2 separate regions of the Homo sapiens genome follow, and region 2 is linked to region 1. A link is an interaction called in ENCODE POLR2A ChIA-PET data of the cell type or tissue named here. Cell type or tissue: A673. All regions are shown on one strand. Links, peaks and the distances in the headings refer to the core of each region. The heading gives the core; the rest is flanking DNA.

Region 1 (12,006 bases), core at 3,701-7,700:
TTTTCTGTGGCTTTTCTCTTAACCATCTCAGATATTTCAGATCCATATGACTGACCTGTCCCTGGACTTTTCTATTGTATGATTTTCCTTTTCTTGACTCACGCTTGCCTTTTTTACAGGAGGACACCAATCGGTTTCACACTTTGTTTCCCCAGGCTTCTACAGATTCATGTCTACTCATCTCTTTAACAAAGAAGGCTGACAACAAGGATCATATTCAAAATATTTGATAACTGCTCAGAGCGAAGTAAAATATAGACACCTGGCACAGAACCCAACCAGTCAGAACAGGCATCAGCTCTGATTAGCCAGTACAGCTGCACGCATCCCACCTGGTGTGGAAAGCTGACTAATGCCCTGTTGTCCTAGTCCCCAGAAGCTGTGAGTGTTACCTTATATAGCAAAGGGACTTTGCAGGTGTGATTAAGTTGAGCTGGAGATCAAGACATCATCCTGGATTATCCAAGTCTTAAATGTAATCATAAGTGTCCTTACAAGAGGAGGGCAGAGGGAGATTTGACCATATAAGACAGAAGACATACAACTATAGAAGCAAGATGCTTCATGGCCGCTTTGAATATGGAGGAAGGGGACCTGAGCCAAGGGATGTAGGTGGCATCTAGAAGTAAAAAAGGCAAGGAAATAGATTCTCCCTTAGAGCTTCCAGAAGGAACCAGCCCTACCAACACTTTGACTTTCATCCAATAAAACTAATTTCAAACTCTGACTTCCAGAACTGTGAGAGAATAAATTTGTGTTGTTTTAAGGCACTAAGTTTGTGGTAATTTCTAACAGCAGCCCCAGGAAACCAGTGCCTCTGGGAATATCAGAGTGGAGATGGTCAAGGGAGGGCTGGAGGCATGAGGAGAGTTGGCCATCACACACCCTGGCTGAGCTGAACTGTGGACCCCAGTGCAACATGGAGCCAGGGAGAGGCAGGCATAGAGAGTCTGAGATCTGCTGGGAAGACAAGGCAGGACAAGTGCAAGAGTAAGATGTAGCCAGAAAAGTACTTATGGCCAGAGTCAAAGCAAAACTGTAATCAAGTCCTATACATATCCTCTATGTCACTAAACAACACTTTAGAATGTCTAGGGCAAAACTCATGTGCTCAAGTTACTGCTGAGTGCAAAGGCTTGCCCCCACCTTGTTGGTAATGGGGAGTAAAGAAAAAAGTCTACTCTATTCCCCTCTAAGGGTCCTGTCCCCTTTTCATGGTGCATCCAGAAATCCTCTAGCACCTGTAGGGTCCTTCACTGGTACCATGTGAGCTGGCTTTGCACTCTCTGAAACGACTGTGTCTATTGGGTGCCTTGTGGGCTCTTCTGGGATTCCCACTGCTAAAAGCCACCCTGATGATCTTTTGCCTCTGGAAGATACTGGCCTAAGGATAGATATATAGATCAATGGAATAGGATTGAGAGTCCAGAAACAAATCTTTATATTTATGGTTAATTAATTTTTGACAAGGTCACAAAGACAATTCAATGGAGAAAGAAGAGTCTTTGCAACAAATGGTGCTAGGACAACTGCATAACCACATGCTAAAGAATGAATTTTCAACTCCATCTCACGCTGTATACAAAAATTAACACAAAATGGATCATAGACCTGTATGTAAAAGATAAAACTATAAAACACTTAGAAGAAAACATGAGCATAAATCTTCATGACCTTGGAGTAGCCAATGGTTTCTTAGATGTGATGCCTAAAGCACAAGCAACCAAAGAAAAATAGTTAAGTTGGACTCCTTCAAAATTAAAAATGTGTGTGCTTCAAAGAACACTACCAAGAAAGTGAAAGGACACCCCACAGAATGGAAGAAAATATTTGCACATTGTCTACTGACTAGGAATTTGTATCCAGAATATACATGGAATTCTTACAATTTAACAATTTTTAAAAAACAATTTAAAAATGAGCAAGGGATTTAAACAGACATTTCTTCTAAGAAGATATATAAATAGCCTGTAAGCACATGAAAAGATGCTCAGCATCATTAGTCATTAGAAAAATATAAATTAAACTCACAATTTTACACTCATGAGGATAGCTAAGATGAAAAAGACAGAAAATAAAAAGTATTGGTGAGGATGGGGATAAATTGTAACTCTTATACATTGCTAGTGGGAATGTAAATGGTGCAGCCATGGTGGAGAACAGCTGGGCAGTTCCTCAAATGACTTTCCCTCTTACTCCATGTTCCCACATGGGGGACAACCATCACTGTAATACTTCCGGTATCTTTCTCCATTCACTTCCCCCCAAGACACACACACACACAAATGAGACAGACAGACATGGGCTGGGGATGGAGGCTTCTTCCCTTCTGACCAGGGGCTTTGCCTCTCTTATCGTGGGAGTGAACCTGGCCTTGGAAGGAGATGAATTATAATGGAAAACGGAGAGGGAAAAAATACAGAAGACCACCCTATAGTGGCCTCCCCAGGCCTGTTTTCTATTTAGGCATTCACTTTCCTCCCAAGGGCCTCTGTGTCGTGGGGCCAAATTCTGTTCTTTGCTAAATGGCCTAGGATTTCCTCTTGGTATCACAGGCTTCAAAGTCTCCTGGTGCGTCACACTCAACTTCCTGTCCCCCGGCCAGATTTCTGTCCTGATAGCAGGGTGTTTCCTGGGCCCTCTCACTGCCTGCCTCCCTCAGCTTTGAGAGGCTGACTGGCCTGTGGACCATTTCCTCGACCTGTCCTTCCTCTCCAGTGTCTCTGAGCCCACCTTCTCACCTGGTCACAGTTCCTGCTTCCTGCCAGTGCCCTGAGTCTAGTGACTGCAGCCCCTCCTCTGGTCACTTCCTCCCACGAGGTTCTGCCTTGGAACCCCTGGTCCTGGCCTCTCCCTGTATCTCCCCACTCCCCTTCTCTGCAAAGCCCTGGCAGGAGGAACTAGGACAAAGGGACTAAATGGGAAGGGCTAAGAACTCTGGGAGACAAAAGGAACCTTTGTTTTCATCTGCTCTCTGCTTCTGGCCAGCCCCTTTGCAGAGCTGTGCCATCCACCGTCATGTTCACATTCACCCCCTGATCCACAGCACATGGCCTGGCCTTCCCTGCCATCTGTCCAGCAGCAGAACTGCCTGGCTGTGCTCATTGCAGACTGTAAATAAACCAGTAGTCTCCACTTCTAAGGGAAAACCAGAGCACAGAAATTATGTTAATTCCATTCCTAACCCATTTACATGCATATATTAATATGAATCATGTTACTGCTCCAGCTGTTTCATTATTACAAATACTCTTTGGTGATAAAACCATCAGGTACAAAAAACAAACAGCTCTCCTTCTAGCCTCCGCCCTTTCACAACTGCCAACTCAATCTTGCTTAACTCTACCAGAAAATCTGCTATAGCCATTAGGAATTTAAAGCCCCCCAATAATTTAGTTTCTTTCAAATGGATATTAACTGTCATGTTCCAAGGAAAATGTCAGAAACAACAGGCTATGGTAGCTGGTTGGTGCTGGAAGTTATTTTAGAAGAACTTGAATCCCAAGCACACAAGTTCATATGCTCACTAAGATCAATGCATGTCACACTCTAATGAGTGTTGGATCTTACATAATCGTTGAGCAGATGGGCTGTAGCCATGATTTTGTGCAAATGTAAATTATCCTCTAAATGAGATGTGCTTGAAAAAGATACACCAGGCTCAAATTTCCAAACACAGAAGGGAAAAAACAACTCACCAAAGCCCCATTATTTACTCAGCTGGTTTTGAATGCAAGTCTCCTAGCCAATGTTTTGAAAAATTTATCCCACAGTCTTAAGAAAAGGGAGAAGTCAAGGGCTCTGCACATTTCATCTTCCTTTCCCAGCCTCCAACAGCAAGGCATCTGCGGAGAGAGAGGAATTTCGCTATTTATTGTAAGGTACAGTCCAGGAAGGTTCACATTCTAATCCTTTTTTTTCTTTAATATATTTTAAATGGAGGTGTAATTAACACACAGTGAAACGTGTAGCCCTTAGATGTTTCAGACAAATAAACTTTGACAATTGTAAATGTCCATGTAACCAACACTCAAAACAAGATATAGAACATTTTCATCGTGCCAGAAAAGTTTCCATCCCTACCCTCAACCGGGAAACTGCTGATTTTCTTTCTGTTACTATAGAATCAGTTGTGTCTGTTTTAGAATTTCATGTATGTAGAAGCATACAGTAAGAACTCTTTTGCTTTTAGCTCCTTTCATTCAAATAATGTCTTTGAGATTCATTCAGCTTGTTGCATGTATTTATAGTTTGCTTTTTAAAAAAATTTGCTGAATATATTTCATTGTTCCATGAATGTATTCTATTACTGGAATTAGAATCCAATGATGGAATGTATTTTATTATTCCATTATTCCACTGAATAGACTAAAATGTGTTTATCCATTTACCTATATCTGGACATTTGGATTATTTCCAGTTGTTGGTGCTAATTCAATGGGGAAAGGAAAGTCTTTTTAACAATATTGCTGGAACAACTGGATATATGTGTGGAAAAAAATGAGCTCCAATCCCTATCTCACTCCATTTATCAAAGTTAATTCAAAATAGATCATACACCTAAATGTAATAACCACAGCCACAAAATTACTCAAATAAAGCATAATAACTTCATGACCTTGGGGTGGGCAGAGTCCTTGGACAGAACACAAAAAGCACTAACCATAAAAAAAATTGGATTTTATCAAAATGTAAAATTTCAGCTCATGAAAAGAGATGACAAACCACTGGCTGGGAAAAAAATGCTTGGAACACATATATTTCGCAAATGACTTGTATCTAAAATATATAAAGAATGCTTTTAGGCTTTAATTACATCTCAATTTTTAAAGAATGCATACATGCCAACAATAAAAAGACAAACAACCCAATTTAAAATGGCAGAAAAAAACCTCAACAGACACTTCACAAAGATGCACAAATGGCCAATAAATCCACAAGAAAATGCTCAAAATCTCTAATAGTCCAATTTTTACCAATTCTTGTTTAAAATTCATCTGGTCAGCTGTTCAAAGCGTTCCCATTTCCCCATCACACTGGAAGATATAAAATGCCATATAGAAGCAGATTTTGTTATGTGAAGACTTAGTTCTCCAGCCCCCTCAGATTGTGTGCTTTCTGCTTAGTAATTACAAGGCATTTTCTAGAATTGCTGAGGTGAACGTACCTGCAACTGCCAGAACCTATCTTTGTGTCATCTCGTGCTGCAAGAAGGAAAAACTCTGAGAGCTCGTAGCTTTGGGCCATGCGTGGGAAAAGAAGGGGGTGGCTTGTGGGCTGCAGGCACGGCAGGTCAGCCTAGAAGGGAGGGAAATTGTGTAGGGATTTTATCAGGACCTGCATACAATCCACCCTATCCAGTGAAGTTCAAGTTTAGCTTTTATAAGCAGAATAAAATCAGAATCTCCAAAGGGTTCAGTTTTCATCACTAACCATTTGAAAGAGAAAACATTAGCCTCCAGGCTTCTTTCAGGGGCTGGACTTTAGCCTTTCTAAAGAATAGCAACGTTTAGGCCGGGCGCGGTGGCTCACGCCTGTAATCCCAGCACTTTGGGAGGCTGAGGCGGGCGATCACGAGGTCAGGAGATCGAGACCATCCTGGCTAACACGGTGAAACCCCGTCTCTACTAAAAATACAAAAAATTAGCCGGGCTTGGTGGCGGGCGCCTGTAGTCCCAGCTACTTGGGAGGTTGAGCCAGGAGAATGGCGTGAACCCAGGAGGCGGAGCTTGCAGTGAGCCAAGATCACGCCACTGCACTCCAGCCTGGGCGACAGAGCAAGACTCCATCTCAAAAAAAAAAAAAAAAAAAAAAAAAAAAAAAAAAAAAAGGAGACTCTTTAAAAAAAAAAAAAAAGAATAGCAACATTTAGAATTTATCAATACAACTACTTGTGGGGCAGCCACTACATACACAACAGATGCTCTTGTAAGCACGGTGAAGGTATGACTGAGTGGTACACATCCTCAGGAAGCTTCAAAGACGCTAACCAGACTGTTGACTGTTTTTCAACCAGTTAGTCAACCGTCCATACCAGGTAGCTAAGAAGAAGGAGTTTTCATTGATGGCTGAAACTGAATAGTGACAAAAGTGTCCCTGGCCCAAGGCATTCAAAACATTAGAATTCTGCTATTGCTAGGCAGGTGTTTTATGTTACTCCCTGAATCTGGGAAACTAGCTGCTGAGATAAGTAACAAGCATTTTATCTGGATCTTGATTGGAATCAGATTTAGATTAAATTCAGGTGAAAACAGAGTCTCTGCCTTCTAACTACATTTTGAGAACTGCCGCTAAAGAGGAAGAAGAGACGTGCTAAGAAGGAGGCTCTTGGCAGTGGTGCTAAACTCCACAGAATTGAATTTAACAGGAGCACAACAACATCTAATTAAAGCTTATTTGGGTAGGAGGATCCCACATAAATAAATGTATCAGATAACTGATGTTTAATGAAAAGCATTTTTTAAAAAAAACTTACTAATATTTTTTATCTAACCCAATATACTAAAAATATCACTCCAACATGTAATCAGTGTGAAATTGATTAATGAGACATTTTACATTCTCTTTTTTTGTACCAAGCTTTTGGACTCTGGAGTGTATTTTACATGTGCAGCACCTCTCAAAGTGGCCTGAATTTCTAGAGTTCACTGCCCATATGTGGCTCATGGCCTGCTCCCATATTGGATGGTATAGGTGTAGGATCTCATGGCTCATGTTTGGCCTGTTGCTGCTCTTGCACATGTCAATTTTTCTCTCTCAAAAATTGCAGCTCCTCCTGTAATCCCAGTGCTTTGGGAGGCTGAGGCAGGAGGATCATTTGAGGCCAGGAGTTCGAGACCAATCTGGGCAACATAGCAAGACTCTGTCTCTACAAAAATTTTAAAAATTAATTGGGGGTGATGGTACACACCTGTAGTCACAGCTACTTGGGAGGCTGAGGTAGGAAGATTGCTTGAGCCCACAAGTTCGAGGCTGCAGTGTGCTTGAGCCCACAAGTTCGAGGCTGCAGTGAGCTATAATGATGCCATTGCACTCCAGCCTGGATGACGGAGCAAGACCAGTCTCTTAAAACAAAAACAAAAACAAAAACAAATATATATATATATGGTTCCCTAAGGGCAAAGCTGACATCTATTTCTGTTTAACATTATAACTTCCATCATGCCCTGCCTAAAACAGCTGCCTATCAGATACTAGCCAATTAAAGTTAATTGAGTAAGAACTTGTGGATTCATCAGCTGTCTCCTGAATTTTCCCTCAGAATGCTGATACTCCTTAAACTGCCAATTTGTGACTTAAATATTTTTCTCTGCTTGGTTATCTTGGTTATATGCTGAGCTGCATTTTCTGCATTTTATTTGCTTTAGAGAAAGTTTCTGTTTTTCCTGTAAGTCAGAGATGAGTGTGCCACCCCACACCTCCTCCCTATATCCATGGGCTGCTTCCTAGGGACTGTCCTTCCCCCCATGGGAGGCCAGTGGACCAGGAGAGATGCCAGCTGTGTTTCCCACACTTGCCAGATAGAATCCCCCAGAGTGCCTGTTAGGATCACAGGTAAAAGTCAAAAAATGTTTAACCTGGTTCATCATTTCAGTTGGAAAAACTTTCCAAGATAAAATAGTGTGTTAAGTCTGCAAAGTATTTTACCATTTACAAAATATACGTGAGCTTTATTGCCTTTGCTACTTAAAACAACAACCTCAAGAGGTCTGTAGGGTAAATGTCAGGCACCTGTTTGTCGTATGAGGCACCGAGACTGGGTGGCGCAGGGGAACTGCCTGAAGTCCCATGGCTGGGAGCTGGTAGATAGAATTTCTGAACACAAGTCTTCAATTCCCAGTGTTTCCCACCTGTTGAAGACCCAGCTGTTTGTAGTTAGATATTGTTTCCATGAAATACTCGAATTATGTTGGCTTCGATCCTGACTTGCTAATTGTCAGGGATTGGTGCCCTTCAGTGTATCCTCTAAAGAGTTCTGTGAGCGCCATGATGCCGTTGCCCACATGCCCAGGTCCCCCTCAGCCTGCATTTTGACTGCGACCCCACTGCACCCTTTGCCGCCCATGGCCATTGAGCACTCTCTGCTCCGTTGGGCACCTCTGCCCTCTGCCCTCTGCTGGTGACCCCTGCTCATAGCAACTCTCTTGCCATCTTTTGTGCTCCCTTCCAGACCTGCCTTCCCCATTCTCCCCAAAGCATCTCAGGGACCAGGCAGTTACTTGCAGCCAAACTTCCTTGATATATTGTTCAGGGGACAGAAAAAAGAAAATACAACCCAAAGAACAGCTGATACTTCCAAATAGATGTGGCTCTGAGCTTCCAGCCTTGACCCAGCCTTGACCCAGCCCCAGAGTTCCTCACCATGTTTGGCTCTTAACTGTCTTCCCGATGTCAGGGCTAGCCCCACATTACCATACACTGCCATTGGTCCGAGAAAAACGGACTTGAGTCCCTTTCCCCGCTGCCTTCTCCAGTCTGAAATTCACCTTTCAAGTTTTCATTTACTGACCTAGAATCAGGTTAGTAGGATTATCAGCAGGGATGGTCTCTTTTCTCAGGGGAGTTCCTCCTCCCCAAGCTTGCATTATGGCCTTGAGTGGGACAAATGAAATGGCACCAGAAAGTAGCCACCCAACATCCCTGTGTTCTGGGGCACTCAGACTTAAATGACTGCCTCTAAGATTGTCCTCTTCCTTCGCACAGGCTTTCCTTTAGTGTGAGGTCAAGTTCAAGTCTGCAGAGGCCTCCTGTTCCCACGGAAATACAGATCTAGGTCTCCAGCTTGTTGGAGAACATACCCAACTCCCTAGAACAGGCAATATCTTAAGGACACAGAGCAATGTCACTCCCTGCTGAGAAAGTACAGATCTCTTCTAATAACAAATGTCTGCCAAAAGAGACACTGAATTTGCAAAACCAAGAAAAAGCTTAACTCCTCAGACTAAGAAATCTGTAAGAGGACCACTTTGCCAAATTCAGGTTTTCTCTCCACAGAGGTCTATGCACCCCAGCTCCACCTTTGCTTTCCCCCAGAGAGAGGCTTTCCCTGACAAAGGGACAGAAGGGGACAGCCTGCCTCAATGAGAAATTTCATATTCCCCTCTTAGGAAGTGATTCTCTTAGGAGGCAGTTTCTGCTGCCAACTTTAACATGCTGCTTTTACCAACTATTAAACCCACCCAGGCTTTCAAAAACAGACGCAGTTCTAGTAAGGGCAGTCTGTGATAGCCAGTGCTGAGGAAGTCGAGTGCTCTGCCCATCCTCCTGTGAGTTCTTACACAGTGTAGAGAGAACAGAACTTCGCCTCCGCTGGGTGACTCAGGCACCCGAACACCAATTAACTGCACTGTTCTGCTAATACAATGACGCCTCCAGGGAAACTGGGCTGGGCAGGTCAGTTTACCCTGGTATTAAAGGGCCCCAGACAACTCTTCGCTGAGTTCTGTCTCCTGCTTTATAGGTGTCTTAGTCTGTGTTGTTATAATAGAATACCAAAGACTCGGTAATTTATAAAGAACAAAGATTTATCTCTTACATTCTGGAGGCTGGGAAGTCCCAGGTCAAGGTGGCTACAATCTAGTGAGGGCCTTACTGGTCATCCCATGGTGGAAGGTGGAAGGACAATAGAGTACATGTGAGAAAGAGAAAGGGGAAGGATGCCAAATTCATCCTTTTTTATCAGGAACCCACTCTTGCGATAACTAACCCTCTCCCACCCTAACGACATTAATCCATTTATAAGGGCAGAGCCTCATGACCTAATCACCTCTTAAAGGTGATTAACACCACCCACCTCTCAAAACTAGCATTGGGGATTCAGTTGCCAACACATGAATTTAGGGGGACACATTCAACCATAGAAGTAGGATTTGCATTTCTTACTTGTCTTTCAGGCTGTCACATTTGTCCTTCCTGCTATTGTTGGTGACTCTGCTCCACAGAGAACCATCTTCTCTTCTCATCCCTGTTGTGAGCTGAGAATCTTGACATCCAAACTTCATAGAACTGCTTCTGCGTGAACAGCATACGCATTTTGAGTGAGGACCTCAGGGTCTTCCATCTGAGTAAATAACATCAAATTTAGTTTCTTAATTGTTTCTTCTTTTTTCAATTCTGTTGCTGATATTCATTCATCCGTCTATTCATTCAACTTATGTGTTAGGTCCTAGAGCCATGGTTCTTAACCTTGGCTACACATTGGAGTCAGCTGGGGAGCCTTAAAGACTTCCCAACACCAGGCTTCCATCGCTGGAAGATTCTGATATAAATGGTCCTGGGTATGTCTTGGGTATTGGGAGTTTCAGAAGCTTCCCAGGTGATTCTAATGTGCAGCCAGGGTTGAGAACTCCAGGTCCAAAGGCTAAGGGACTTCTTCATGGTTTGTTAATAGCATGTGGGAACCCATCAGCTCCCTTCTCTATAACATCTGACAGCTATTTCCACTGTTAGGAGTCTTTGGAGCTTTGTCTTATCTATATTTTTTGCTCCTTGGAATATTTGAGTCTTTAGGGATGCTTTTCCGGACCTTTCTTTCTCGAATAATGTATAGAATATGTGATTAGAAAGATTAAACTCTTGGGCCAGAGTCTGACATGGTTGCAGATAATAAGCTTTTATTGGTCATTGACTTGGGATCAAATCTTGGTATTTAAGAAATCTGAGCTTCTTCCTATAACAGAATTTTATCTTGAGCTATAGAAGGCACACTCTGTCTCCAAACATCACGGCTTCCTTCCTCATCTTCCAGACTTGAAACTCAGGATTCTTTTTCAGCATAGAGGTCTGATCCAAAAGGCCAAAGAGTTGTTCCAGCTTTCCTAATCACTTCCTGTGTGACCTTGAGTAAGTTGCTTAATCACTCTGGGCTCTAGATGCCTCATTTTAAAGTTTTCAGTAATGCATGTCATAAACTTAATTTTATTATCAAGGGGTTGTTGTGATCATCAAGGATTATAAATGCATGCTTTTTTTTGTAAAGAAAGAAATTCAGCAGTATTATTACAAAGTAAAATACCTACTGTGAATTGGTGTTAACCATTCACTTCTTCCTTTCTTTTCCACAAGTTTAACTCTAGTTTAGGGTTTTAAAACTTTATACAGAGATTATTGAAAGTAATTTCTGAGACTCATATAAAGCACAAATAATATACTATTTTAATCTGGGGTGGGGTTTATTTTGTATTAAATCTATTTAGGGTTAGAATCGGGAATGTGTGAAAAGAAACAAAGTTGAGTGATGCAAAGTCCAGCCTTCCGAATGGAAGACAGAGTTTCGGGAGTTGCTTGGGAGCTGGACAGCCCTTCCCTCTTCTGCCTGCTACATACAAGCAAAAATATACCCAGCAAGTGGGCAGGGCACTTCCCAAGGCTAATTTACCGGAGCTGTTTTGTAATGCAATTCAGGTTACTGACTCTCTATTAGCAACATGTTGTCCCACTGTTGTGCCTGCAGGAAGGACATCTCTTGCAGGCCAGGGGAAGTTAATGGCAGAGATTAACCCTCATGGTGCCAGAGGACCAGTTTATTTTCAGATGTCCAAGGCTGACAAAGGAAAATCAGAAAGAGAAAAGAAAAGTGAGCTGTCACTTTGAGTCAAGACCATCCTAATTTCTTTTCTCCATGCCTCCATCCTCAGGGCTCAGGGCTCTCCCCTCCACCTCCACAGCAGAGTGGGCAGGAGAGAGCCTGGCTGTGACTTTTGTGCACCTGGATGGGGCCCATAGATTTTTCATGACACAAATGGAGACTGAGGTGGGGGAGAGTCGGACAGACCAGGGAGAGGGGATGCTGAGGCCTGAAGGAGAAGAGACTAAGGAGCTACACAGTGTGGGGAGAGGGAGAAGGAGGCAATGGGAGGAAAGAGATGTCCCCAAGAGGGAATACTGTGCAGCTACAAAGTACGCTGCTCTGATCTCCCTTCAAGGCAACCTGCCGCATAGAGAGAAACTGGTGCACTGCGTTCTGCATATTCTGATCTGTTTCAGCCCTCACAGGGAGCCCCCAGC
Region 2 (11,060 bases), core at 3,290-7,289, 270 kb after region 1:
TGCTTGGGAGGCTTAGGTGGGAGGATCACTTGAGCCCAGGAGTTTGAGGCTGCAGTGAGCTACGATTATGCCACTGTACTGAAGCCTGGGTGAGAGCAAGACTCTGTCTCTAAAAGAATTAAAAAGGTGGCCAGACTTTAGAGACAGAGGGGTAAAGATTTAGAGTTAGGGAGATCAGCCAGGCATGGTGGCTCATGCCTATAATCCCAGCACTTTAGGAGGCTGAGGTGGGCGGGTCACTTGAGGCCAGGAGTTTGAGACCAGTCTGGCCAACATGGCGAAACCCCGTCTCTACTAAAAATACAAAAATTAGCCGGGTGAGGTGGTGCACACCTGTAATCCCAGCTACTCTGGCAGCTGAGGCAGGAGAATTGCTGGAACCCAGGAAGCAGAGGTTGCAGTGAGCCATGATTGTGCTACTGTTCTCCAGCCTGGGCAATGGAGTGAGACTCTCTCCAAAAAAAAAAAAAAAAAAAAGGAAGATTGAGTCTGGGTTTTTCCAACTGACCTCAACTCTTTAGCCAGAATGAAAGGAAAGGTAACCCTCAACCAAAAGTAAGGACTGGGGCTGGGCACGGTGGCTTGTACCTGTAATCCCAGCACTTTGGGAGGCCAAGGTGGTGGGTCACCTGAGGTTAGGAGTTCGAGACCAGCATGGCCAACATGGTGAAACCCCATCTCTACTAAGAATAAAAAAAAGCAGCCAGGCATGGTGGTGCACACCTGTAATCCTAGCTACTTGGGAAGCTGAGGCAGGAGAATCACTTGAACCTGGGAGGTGGAGGTTGCAGCGGGCTGAGATTGTGACACTGCACTCCAGCCTGGGTGACAGCGAGACTCCGTCTCAAAAAACAAAACAAAAAAAGTAAGGGGTGAGAAGTGAGCAGATAGTCCTAGAAATACATGACGAATCGTTGGCAGAAAAATGAGCAAAGAGGAGTGAGTGAGGAAGTGAGTGGCAAACCTGGGGTTTGAGGCTGTGGGAGTCTGACGAGGCTGTGGGAGTCTGACCAGGCTGTGGGACAGACAGCTCTTGGACGCAAGGGAAGCTGTGACCCCACTAAGAAGGTTCTCTCTGCGTCGAGATGGGAGACTCTTTGGGAGGCAAAATTAGCAGCAGGTGATAGAAAAGTATCAGTCTTGGGGTGCTTGGGCTGGGAGGAGATGGGCAAATTATTAGCCTCTGCAATAGAAATGGCAGAAAAATTGAGCAGACCTGGGAGATCATCCCTAAAAAAATAAAGGTCACTTTTTCCTGCAATATACTACTGTATTTAAGTTGTTTGAGGGATAAATGTTTTTAATCAAAGAGCACCACCTAAAGGTTCTTAGTCATGTTCAGCACTAGAAACTGCTCAGTAACAACATCTGATGGGAATAAAATGATTCTTGAGAGACTTCAATGTGATAGCAAAATGTACCCTAATGGAATCTAAATATATTTTAACAATTGCTGCCTTCATGTGATGTGAATGAAACTTAGGAAAATTGTCAGCTTCTAAAAGTCCTGCTAGAAAGTTAGGGCTGCGCTACAACTTCTGGGGCATTTATAAAAATAAAAAGGCCTGTTAAAACACTGAAAACAACACAACGTAGATCTCAGGACAAAGTGGAGGTTGGGGCCCTTAAAAATAACCACTGTAATGCAATCATTTTCTTTCTGCTAAAAAATACAGTAAAGGCTGGGTGCAGTGGCTCATACCTGTAATCCCAGCACTTTGGGAGGCCCAGGCGGGCAGATCACCTGAGGCCGGGAGTTCAAGACCAGCCTGACCAACATGGAGAAATCCGTCTCTACTAAAAATAAAAATTAGCGGAGTGTGGTGGCGCACGTCTGTAATTCCAGCTACTGGGGAGGCTGAGGCAGGAGAATCGCTTGAACCCGGTGAGAGGTGACAGCGTGCTGGCAGCCCTCACAGCCCTCGATCGCTCTCGGCGCCTCCTCGGCCTTGGCGCCTACTCTGGCGGTGCTTGAGGAGCCCTTCAGCCCACCGCTGCACTGTGGGAGCCCCTTTCTGGGCTGGCCAAGGCCGGAGCCGGCTCCCTCAGCTTGCGGGAAGGTGTGGAGGGAGAGGCGTGGTCGGGAACCCGGGCTGCACGCGGTGCTTGCGGGCCAGCGTGAGTTCTGGGTAGGCGTGGGTGTCCGCGGGCCCCACGCTCCAGCAGCCAGTGGGCCCCGCCAGCCCGGGCAGTGAGGGGCTTAGCACCTGGGCCAGCAGCTGCTATGCTTGACTTCTCCCTGGGCCTTAGCTGCCTCCCCGCGGGGCAGGGCTCGGGACCTGCAGCCTGCCATGCCTGAGCCTCCCCCACACGGTGGGCTCCTGCGAGGCCCAAGCCTCCCTGACCAGCACCACCCCCTGCTCCACAGCGCCCAGTCCCATCGACCACCCAAGGGCTGAGGAGTGCAGGTGCAGGGTGCGGGACTGGCAGGCAGCTCCACCTGCGGCCCTGGTGCAGGATCCACTGGGTGAAGCCAGCTGGGCTCCTGAGTCTAGTGGGGACTTGGAGAACCTTTATGTCTAGCTAAGGGATTGTAAATACACCAATCAGCGCTCTGTATCTAGCTCAAGGTTTGTAAACACACCAATCAGCACCCTGTGTCTAGCTCAGGGTTTGTGAATGCACCAATCCACACTCTATCTGGCTACTCTGGTGGGGACTTGGAGAACCTTTATGTCTAGCTAACGGATTGTAAATACACCAATCGGCACCCTGTATCTAGCTTAAGGTTTGTAAACACACCAATCAGCACCCTGTGTCTAGCTCAGGGTTTGTGAATGCACCAATCGACACTCTATATCTAGCTACTCTGGTGGGGACTTGGAGAACCTTTGTGTAGACGCTCTGTATCTAGCTAATCTAGTGGGGATGTGGAGAACTTTTGTGTCTAGCTCAGGGATTGTAAACGCACCAATCAGCACCCTGTCAAAACAGACCAATCAGCTCTCTGTAAAATGGACCAATCAGCTCTCTGTAAAATGGACCAATCAGCAGGATGTGGGTGGGGCCAGATAAGAGAATAAAAGCAGGCTGCCCGAGCCAGCGGAGGCAATCCACTGGGGTCCCCTTCCACACTGTGGGAGCTTTGTTCTTTCATCTTTGCAATAAATCTTGTCACTGCTCACTCTTTGGGTCCACACTGCCTCTATGAGCTGTAACACTCACCGTGAAGGTCTGAAGCTTCACTCCTGAAGCTAGCGAGACCACAAACCCACCAGAAGGAACGAACAACTCCAGACGCGCCACGTTAACGGCTGTAACACTCACCGTGAAGGTCTGAAGCTTCACTCCTGAAGCTAGCGAGACCACGAACCCACCAGAAGGAACGAACAACTCCACACGCGCCACCTTCACGGCTGTAACACTCACCGTGAAGGTCTGAAGCTTCACTCCTGAAGCTAGCGAGACCACGAACCCACCGGAAGGAACGAACAACTGCAGACGCGCCACCTTAACGGCTGTAACACTCACCGTGAAGGTCTGAAGCTTCACTCCTGAAGCTAGCGAGACCACGAACCCACCGGAAGGAACGAACAACTCCACACGCGCCACCTTAACGGCTGTAACACTCACCGTGAAGGTCTGAAGCTTCACTCCTGAAGCTAGCGAGACCACGAACCCACCGGAAGGAACGAACAACTCCACACGCGCCACCTTAACGGCTGTAACACTCACCGTGAAGGTCTGAAGCTTCACTCCTGAAGCTAGCGAGACCACGAACCCACCGGAAGGAACGAACAACTCCACACGCGCCACCTTAACGGCTGTAACACTCACCGTGAAGGTCTGAAGCTTCACTCCTGAAGCTAGCGAGACCACGAACCCACCGGAAGGAACGAACAACTCCAGACGCGCCACCTTAACAGCTGTAACACTCACCACGAAGGTCTGCAGCTTCACTCCTGAAGCCAGCGAGACCATGAACCCACCAGAAGGAAGAAACTCCGAACGCATCTGAACATCAGAAGGAACAAACTCCGGACACGCCGCCTTTAAGAACTGTAACACTCACCGTGAGGGTGCGCAGCTTCATTCTTGAAGTCAGTGAGACCAAGAACCCACCAATTCCGGACGCACTGGGAGGCGGAGGTTGAAGTGAGCCGAGATCGCGCCATTGTACACCAGGATGGGCAACAAGAGTGAAACTCCATCTCACAGGAAAAAAACGAACAAACCAAAAAATAAAAACAGTAAAAATGATTTTCTTGATTAGATATTCCTCCGAACAAGAGATACAGTGGGTGGCTCACGCCTGTAATCCCAACACTTTGGGAGGCCGAGGCGGATCACCTGAGGTCAGGAGTTTGAGACCAGCCTGACCAATATGATGAAACCCCGTCACTACTAAAAATACAAAAATTAGCTGGGAATGGGGGCATGTGCCTGTAATCCCGGCTACTCGTGAGGCTAAGACAGGAGAATCGCTTGAACCTGGGAGGTGGAGGTTGCAGTGAGCCGAGATCACGCCACTGTACTGCAGCCTGGAAAATAAGAGAGAAACTCCATCTAAAAAAAAAAAAAAGATATAAATGGTCAATAAGCATATGAACAGATGCTCAACATCATTAGTCATCAGGGAAAGTCGTCAAAACTGAGGCCGGGCACCACCGTGTAATCCTGTAATCCCAGCACTATGGGAGGCTGAGGCAGGCGGATCACCGGAGGTCAGGAGTTGGAGACTAGACTGGCCAACATGGTGAAACCCCATCTCTACTAAAAATACAAAAATTAGCCATGCGTGGTGGCATGCACCTGTCATCCCAGCTACTCGGGAGGCTGAGGCAGGAGAATCATTTGAATCCAGGAGGCAGAGGTTGTGGTAAACTGAGATTGCATCACTGCACTCCAGCCTGGGTGACAAAGTGAGACTCTGTCTCAAAGAAAAAAAGAAAAAAAAATCACACTAGAAAGGGTTGATTCTTCCTACAATAACTTAAAAATGGCATATAATCCTCATAAAAATGCAAACAGTTTCCTGTAATGGGCTGATTCTAAAGTTCATATGGAAAAATTAATGTCAGAAAACTAAGCAATGAGGTGAGACCACTCCTACCAGATATTACGCCATATTATAATTTGAAAAACAGTTTCAGTAGTGTGGTTCTGATGCATGATTACACAGACATTCCATGGAACAGAACAGAAAAATCCAGAAATAGCCTCAAACACGTGAACATTTACTATATAAAGTGGCATCAAAGGTGGGTGGGGGGAAAGATGGACTGGTGTTGAGACAACAGGGAAACAAATTAGATATCATGCACTGTAGTAGAATAGGCTCCAAATAATGAAGAGATTTCAATGTAAAAGAAAAAAAAACTCATCAAAGTATTTGAAGAAAATCACGAGGAAATTCAAATACTGGAGTGGGGAAAGACTTTCTAATTAAGACTAAAAATCTAAAGCCTCAAAGGAAAGGCTAGTAATTTCAAATGCATAAATATTTTTAAAACCTCCATTATGGCAAAAAAAAAAAAAAGAAAAAGAAAAAAGGTATAAGCAAAGATGGCAAAATGGAGAAAAAGTGTGCGAGTCTTAGTTCAGGCTGCTATGACAAAATACCACAAACTGCGTGGTTTATATAAGCAACAGAAATTTTTTCTCACAGTTCTGGCAGAAGCTAGGAACTCTTAGGTCAAGGGGCTGACAGATTTGGTGCCTACTGAGGAAATGCTTTCTGGTTCACAAATGGTGCCTTCTGACTGTGTCTTTACGTGGTGGAAGGGGCCAACAAGCTCCTTCAGGACTATTTTATAAAGACATAATCCCTCCTGATTTAATCACCTCTGAATGTCTCCACCTCCTAGTATCACCTTGGAGGTTAGGATTTCAGCATATGAATTTTAAGGGGGCACAAACCTTCAGACCATAGCAGCCAAGGTTGTGAAAACAAAAAGTCAGAAAAAAGGAAATACAATGGGGCGGGGTGCGGTGGCTCATCCCTGTAATCCCAGCACTTTGGAAGGCCAGGGTGGGCGTATCACTTGAGGCCAGGAGTTTGAGACCAGCCAGGCCAACATGGTGAAACCCTGTCTCCATTAAAAATACAAAAATTAGCTGGGTGTATAACTATAGTGCCAGCTACGAGGGAGGCTGAGGCAGGAGAATCACTTGAACCTAGGAGGCGGAGGTTGCAGTGATTTGAGATTGCACCACTGCACTCCAGCCTGGGAAACAGAGCCAGACTCTGTCTCAAAAAAAGAAATACAGCTGGGCGCGGTGGCTCACGCCTGTAATCCCAGCACTTTGGGAGGCTGAGGCAGGCGGATCACGAGGTCAGGAAATCGAGACCATCCTGGCTAACACGGTGAAACCCTGTCAAGGTGTGGTGGCGGGTGCCTGTAGTCCCAGCTACTCGGGAGGCTGAGGCAGGAGAATCGCGTGAACCCGGAAGGCGGAGCTTGCAGTGAGCTGAGATTGCGCCACTACACTCCAGCCCAGGCAACAGAGCGAGACTCCATCTCAAAAAAAAAAAAAAAAAAAAGAAAGAAATACAAATGGCTCTTCAACACATGAAACAATGTTTAAACTTACCTGAAATAAAGAAGTGAAAATCAAAATGATTTTGATAGGCCATCTTCACCTATTAATTTGGCAAAAACAAGAAAGTTTGGTAATGCACTGTTAAGGCTATGGCAAAACAAGCCTTCTAATGTATTAATGAAAAGTATATAAATTATGAAACTCTAGGAAAGGATTTAGCCATAACCATTAATTTTTTTTTTTTGAGATGGAGTTTAGCTCTGTCACCTAGGCTGGAGTGCAGTGGCGCAGTCTCAGCTCACTGCAACCTCTGCCCCCCAGGTTCAAGCTATTCTCCTGCCTCAGCCTCCCGAGTAGCTGGGACTACAGGCGGGTGCCACCACACTCGGCTAATTTTTTGTATATTTTTTTAGTAGAGATGGGGTTTCACCGTGTTAGCCAGGATGGTCTCAATCTCCTGACCTTGTGATCCGCTCGCCTCAGCCTCCCAAAATGCTGGGATTACAGGCGTGAGCCACCGCACCTGGCCCTTGCCAGTAAAATGTTAAATGTATATTCCCTTTGACCTGGCAATCACACTTCTCAAATTCATCCTGCAGATATATTTGCCCACAAGGGAAATGACACGTACAGTGATTATACTGCAGCACTGTTTGTAATAGCAAAATATCAGCAGTAAGCTAGCAATCCATCAGTTTCACTACAGTTAAATGAAATAAGTTCCATCCCAACAAAAGGATACAATGAAACTATAATGGGAGCTAAGGGAGAAGAATGAAAGATCTCCATTCATTGTGGAGTGTGAAGAGCCAGGTGCAGAACTGTGTGTATGGGGACAACCTTTCATATAAAAAAGAAACAAGAGGAGGCAATTAAATTGATGTGTAGAGTCAATGCAATTCCAATTGAAATCCCATGAGATTCTTTTTTTGGTAAAAATTGATAAGCTGATTCTAAAATTCATCTGGAAATGCAAAGGACCTAAAATAGCCAAAATAACTCTGCAGAAGAAAAACAAAGTTGGAGGAAGAACACTACTTGATTTTGAAAGTTGTTACCAGCATGGGCTGAAGAACGACTAGTTAAGTACTATGCTGACTGCCTGGGGGACAGGATCGCTGGGACCTCAAGCCTCAGAGTCATGCGATTTACCCATGCAACAAAGCTGCACATATACCCTTTAGTCTATAATAAAAGTCAAAATTTTAAAAATAAAATAAATGTGAAATTAGGGCCAAAAAAGAGAAAATTGTTATAAAGCTATAGCAATCAAAACAGCATAGTATTGGCTTAAAGAGGGCAGATAGATCAATGGAACCTAATAGAGTCCATAAATAAATCCATACATCAATGGACAACTGATATTGAACAAGGTTACAAAAGCGATGAGGTAGAGAAAGGATGGCCATCTCAATAAATGGTGCCGGGACATTTGATATCCACATGCGAAAAAATGAACTTGGATCCCTACCTGGAACCCCGTACCTTGTCCTCACAAAAGATCTGAACAGATACTTCAACAGAGAAGATACAGGTAAAGCAAAAATGCACATGAGAAGATGCTCAACATCATTAGTCACTAGGGAAATACATGAGAAAACTTTTTGGTAGGCCAGGCGCGGTGGCTCACGCCTGTAATCCTAGCACTTTGGGAGGCTGAGGCCGGTGGATCACGAGGTCAGGAGATCGAGACCATCTGGCTAACACGATGAAACCCCGTCTCTACTAAAAATACAAAAAATTAGCCGAGCATGGTGGTGGGTGCCTGTAGTCCTAGCTAATCGGGAGGCTGAGGCAGGAGAATGGCATGAACCTGGGAAGCGGAGCTTGCAGTGAGCCAAGATCAGGCCACTGCACTCCAGCCTGGGCAACAGAGCAAGACTCTGTCTCAAAAAAAAAAAAGAAAACTTTTTGGGGTGATGGATTTTTTCCCTAACCCCAATTGTGGTGATGGTTTCACAGGTATACACATATGTTAAAACATATCAAATTGCACATTTTAAATGTGTACACTTTGTCATATATATTTTTTTCCTTTTGAGATGCGGTCTCTGTTGCCCAGGCTGGAGTGCAGGGGCACAATCTTGGCTCACTGCAACCTCTGCCTCCCAGGTTCAAGAGATTCTCCTGCCTCAGCCTCCTGAGTAGCTAGGATTACAGGCATGCGCCACCATGCCCAGCTAATTTTCGTATTTTCAGTAGAGATGGGGTTTTACCGTGTTGGCCAGGCTGGTCTTGAACTCCTGACCTTAGGCGATCTGCCCACCTCAGCCTTCCAAAGTGCTGGGATTACAGGCATGAGCCACAGTGCCCAGGCTGTTGTATATTATTTATGCCTAAAAAAAAAAAAAAAGGCCGTTTTAAGGGAAGGAATAAAGGAGGTAGATTTAGAGGAATATAGTCATATTTTCAACAAGAATCTCTAGATATAAAAGAGACTAGTAGGGCAGGCGCGGTGGCTCACGCCTGTAATCCCAGTACTTTGGGAGGCTGAGGCGGGTGGATCACGAGGTCAGGAGTTCGAGACCAGCCTGGCCAACATGGTGAAACCCCGTCTCTACTAAAAATATAAAAATTAGCCGGACGTGGTGGCAGATGCCTGCAATCCCAGCTACTCGGGAGGCTGAGGCAGAGAATCACTTGAACCCGGGAGGCAGAGGTTGCAGTGAGCCGAGATCACGCCACTGCACTCCAGCCTGGGTGACACAGTGAGGCTCCGTCTCAAAAAAAAAAAAAAAGAGACTACAGTTGTTATGAGGAGTGAGACTTTTAAATATTGAATTATCTTTTCATACTTTAAAAATATTGAACCATATGAATACATTTTCTATTTCAAAAATTAAACAATAAAAAATAGAAATGATTTTTAGGCCAAAGGGAGTAATCTGAGTTAATATTTTTCCTGCTTAAGTCACAAAGACTCCCAAACTGAAACTCGCCCAAGCCCACAAGCTTCTCCCTAGAGCAGCAACCCCAGCTCTTCACATTGTCCTCTTGGGTGACTGGCAGTGCCCAGAGATGGGGACTTCCTGTTCATGGCTATAGACAGAGTGGTGTGTTTTGTTAGGCCATTTATATGCAGACACATATTCTTTGCGCTCAGAAGAGTCTGGATAACATCTTAAAGTCGTGTCAAAACAGTGGAAAGCACCAATGGAATTTGAAAGAATGTTTTCAGAGTCAAAGACCAGTATGGATTTACCACTATATTGTCCAATTAATGATCAGCTAAGATGACCTCAGCAATAAGATGCATAGAAAGAAATAACTCTCATAGTTTTAAAATTATCAGGAATTTTGCTTCAAAACCTGAATCAAATAGCATGTATTTGTATTAACAAATAGTAATTTGTATTAATCAAATAGTAATGTATTAACAATATGAGAAAGGAAAATTTTAACATGGAGAGAAATTTAAACTTCCTGATCTAGGATGGTGGTTAAAATCCAAGGTGCTGGCCTGGCGCGGTGGCTCACGCCTGTAATCCCAGCACGCTGAGAGGCTGAGGTGGGTGGATCATTTGAGGTCAGGAGTTGGAGACCAGCCTGATCAACATGGTGAAACCCTGTCTCTACTAAAAGTACAAAAATATTACCCAGGCATGGTGGCGCATGCCTGTAGTCCCAGCTACGGGGAGGCTGAGGCAGGAGAATCGCTTGAACCCAGGAGGCGGAGGTTGCAGTGAGCCAAAATCACATCACTGCCCTCCAGCCTGGGGGACAGAGCAAGACTCCGTCAAAAAAAAAAAAAAAAAAAAAAAAAAAAAAAAAATCCAAGGTGCTCTGGCCAAGTTTAAGACATAGATTGTCTCACTCCAGATAACCGGTTTAGGATTTCCAGTTGGAAAGATGTCAATATTCCTTTGGCCCCTGATGCTGTGAGACTGTTGCAATTATTCTGGAAGGCTGTTGTAAGCCCTGAAATGTCTCCTTGTTTCTTTTCCATAAGAGGATTAAAGATATTGGATCTGGCTTGTGAAGTGAATGTGGGAGGGTTTTTTAGTCTAGCATTTCTCATCAGGAATCAATTCTCCCAGTTGACAAGAATCAACCTTTAGAATAGAGGTTGATTTGCCCACTGGGAGTCATCTTGCAGTTTCATTATAAAATGGTTCTGCTGAGCCAAGCTGCATAATGAATAAACCAGTCTATGGAAATGCTATAGGAGGTTTTCTATTACCATCCATTTGGGGGTTCCCACCTACCTTCAGCTTCCTTATTTAAATTTTGTGTGAACAACATAAAAACTTTGTGTTCATTGAAGAGTTTAATAAAAACAACACAAAGGACTGTTTCTAAAGGAGCTTTGAAAGTTCAAGATTCTAGAAAACTTATATCAAGATTTTATCACTGCAAACATCTTGAGTAAATAGAAACTCAAAAGAGCTCTTTTATATTCACTGTATTTGTCAAAGACTGAGCTATTTTATAGGATTTTGTGGCTTGGGGTGAAAGTATTTTTATGACCTGTTCTAACAGAAAAAAAAAAAAACCCAAACCTGATTAAGATATCATCAGCTGAGCTTCTGAGACCCCCCGAGACCCCTTGGAGCCTCAACTCCGGCCGGGCATGGTGG

What was found. Peaks named below come from ENCODE experiments on the same cell type or tissue, not always from the same donor. Only the 100,000 strongest peaks of a DNase experiment are listed, where the experiment ranks them.
Region 2: POLR2A ChIA-PET joins it to region 1 with 6 read pairs; 2 of 35 experiments call an interaction of 5 or more read pairs at or near these places.

Annotation. Positions count from the first base shown.
Region 1 is chr18:57,907,107-57,919,112 of GRCh38, reverse strand. No RefSeq gene overlaps it. Among named protein-coding and RNA genes, the nearest start is that of LINC01897, 49 kb to the left of the region's middle. In A673, for the core only: no CTCF peak of the experiment used is centred there; no DNase peak of the experiment used is centred there.
Region 2 is chr18:57,635,005-57,646,064 of GRCh38, reverse strand. It overlaps ATP8B1-AS1 (ATP8B1 antisense RNA 1), which reads right to left. Exons shown (of 3, transcript NR_164148.1): 2 at 4,013-4,506. Among named protein-coding and RNA genes, the nearest start is that of ATP8B1-AS1, 10 kb to the right of the region's middle. RefSeq lists enhancers at 1,547-2,057, 2,058-2,569. In A673, for the core only: no CTCF peak of the experiment used is centred there; no DNase peak of the experiment used is centred there; H3K27ac peaks cover 1,189 bases.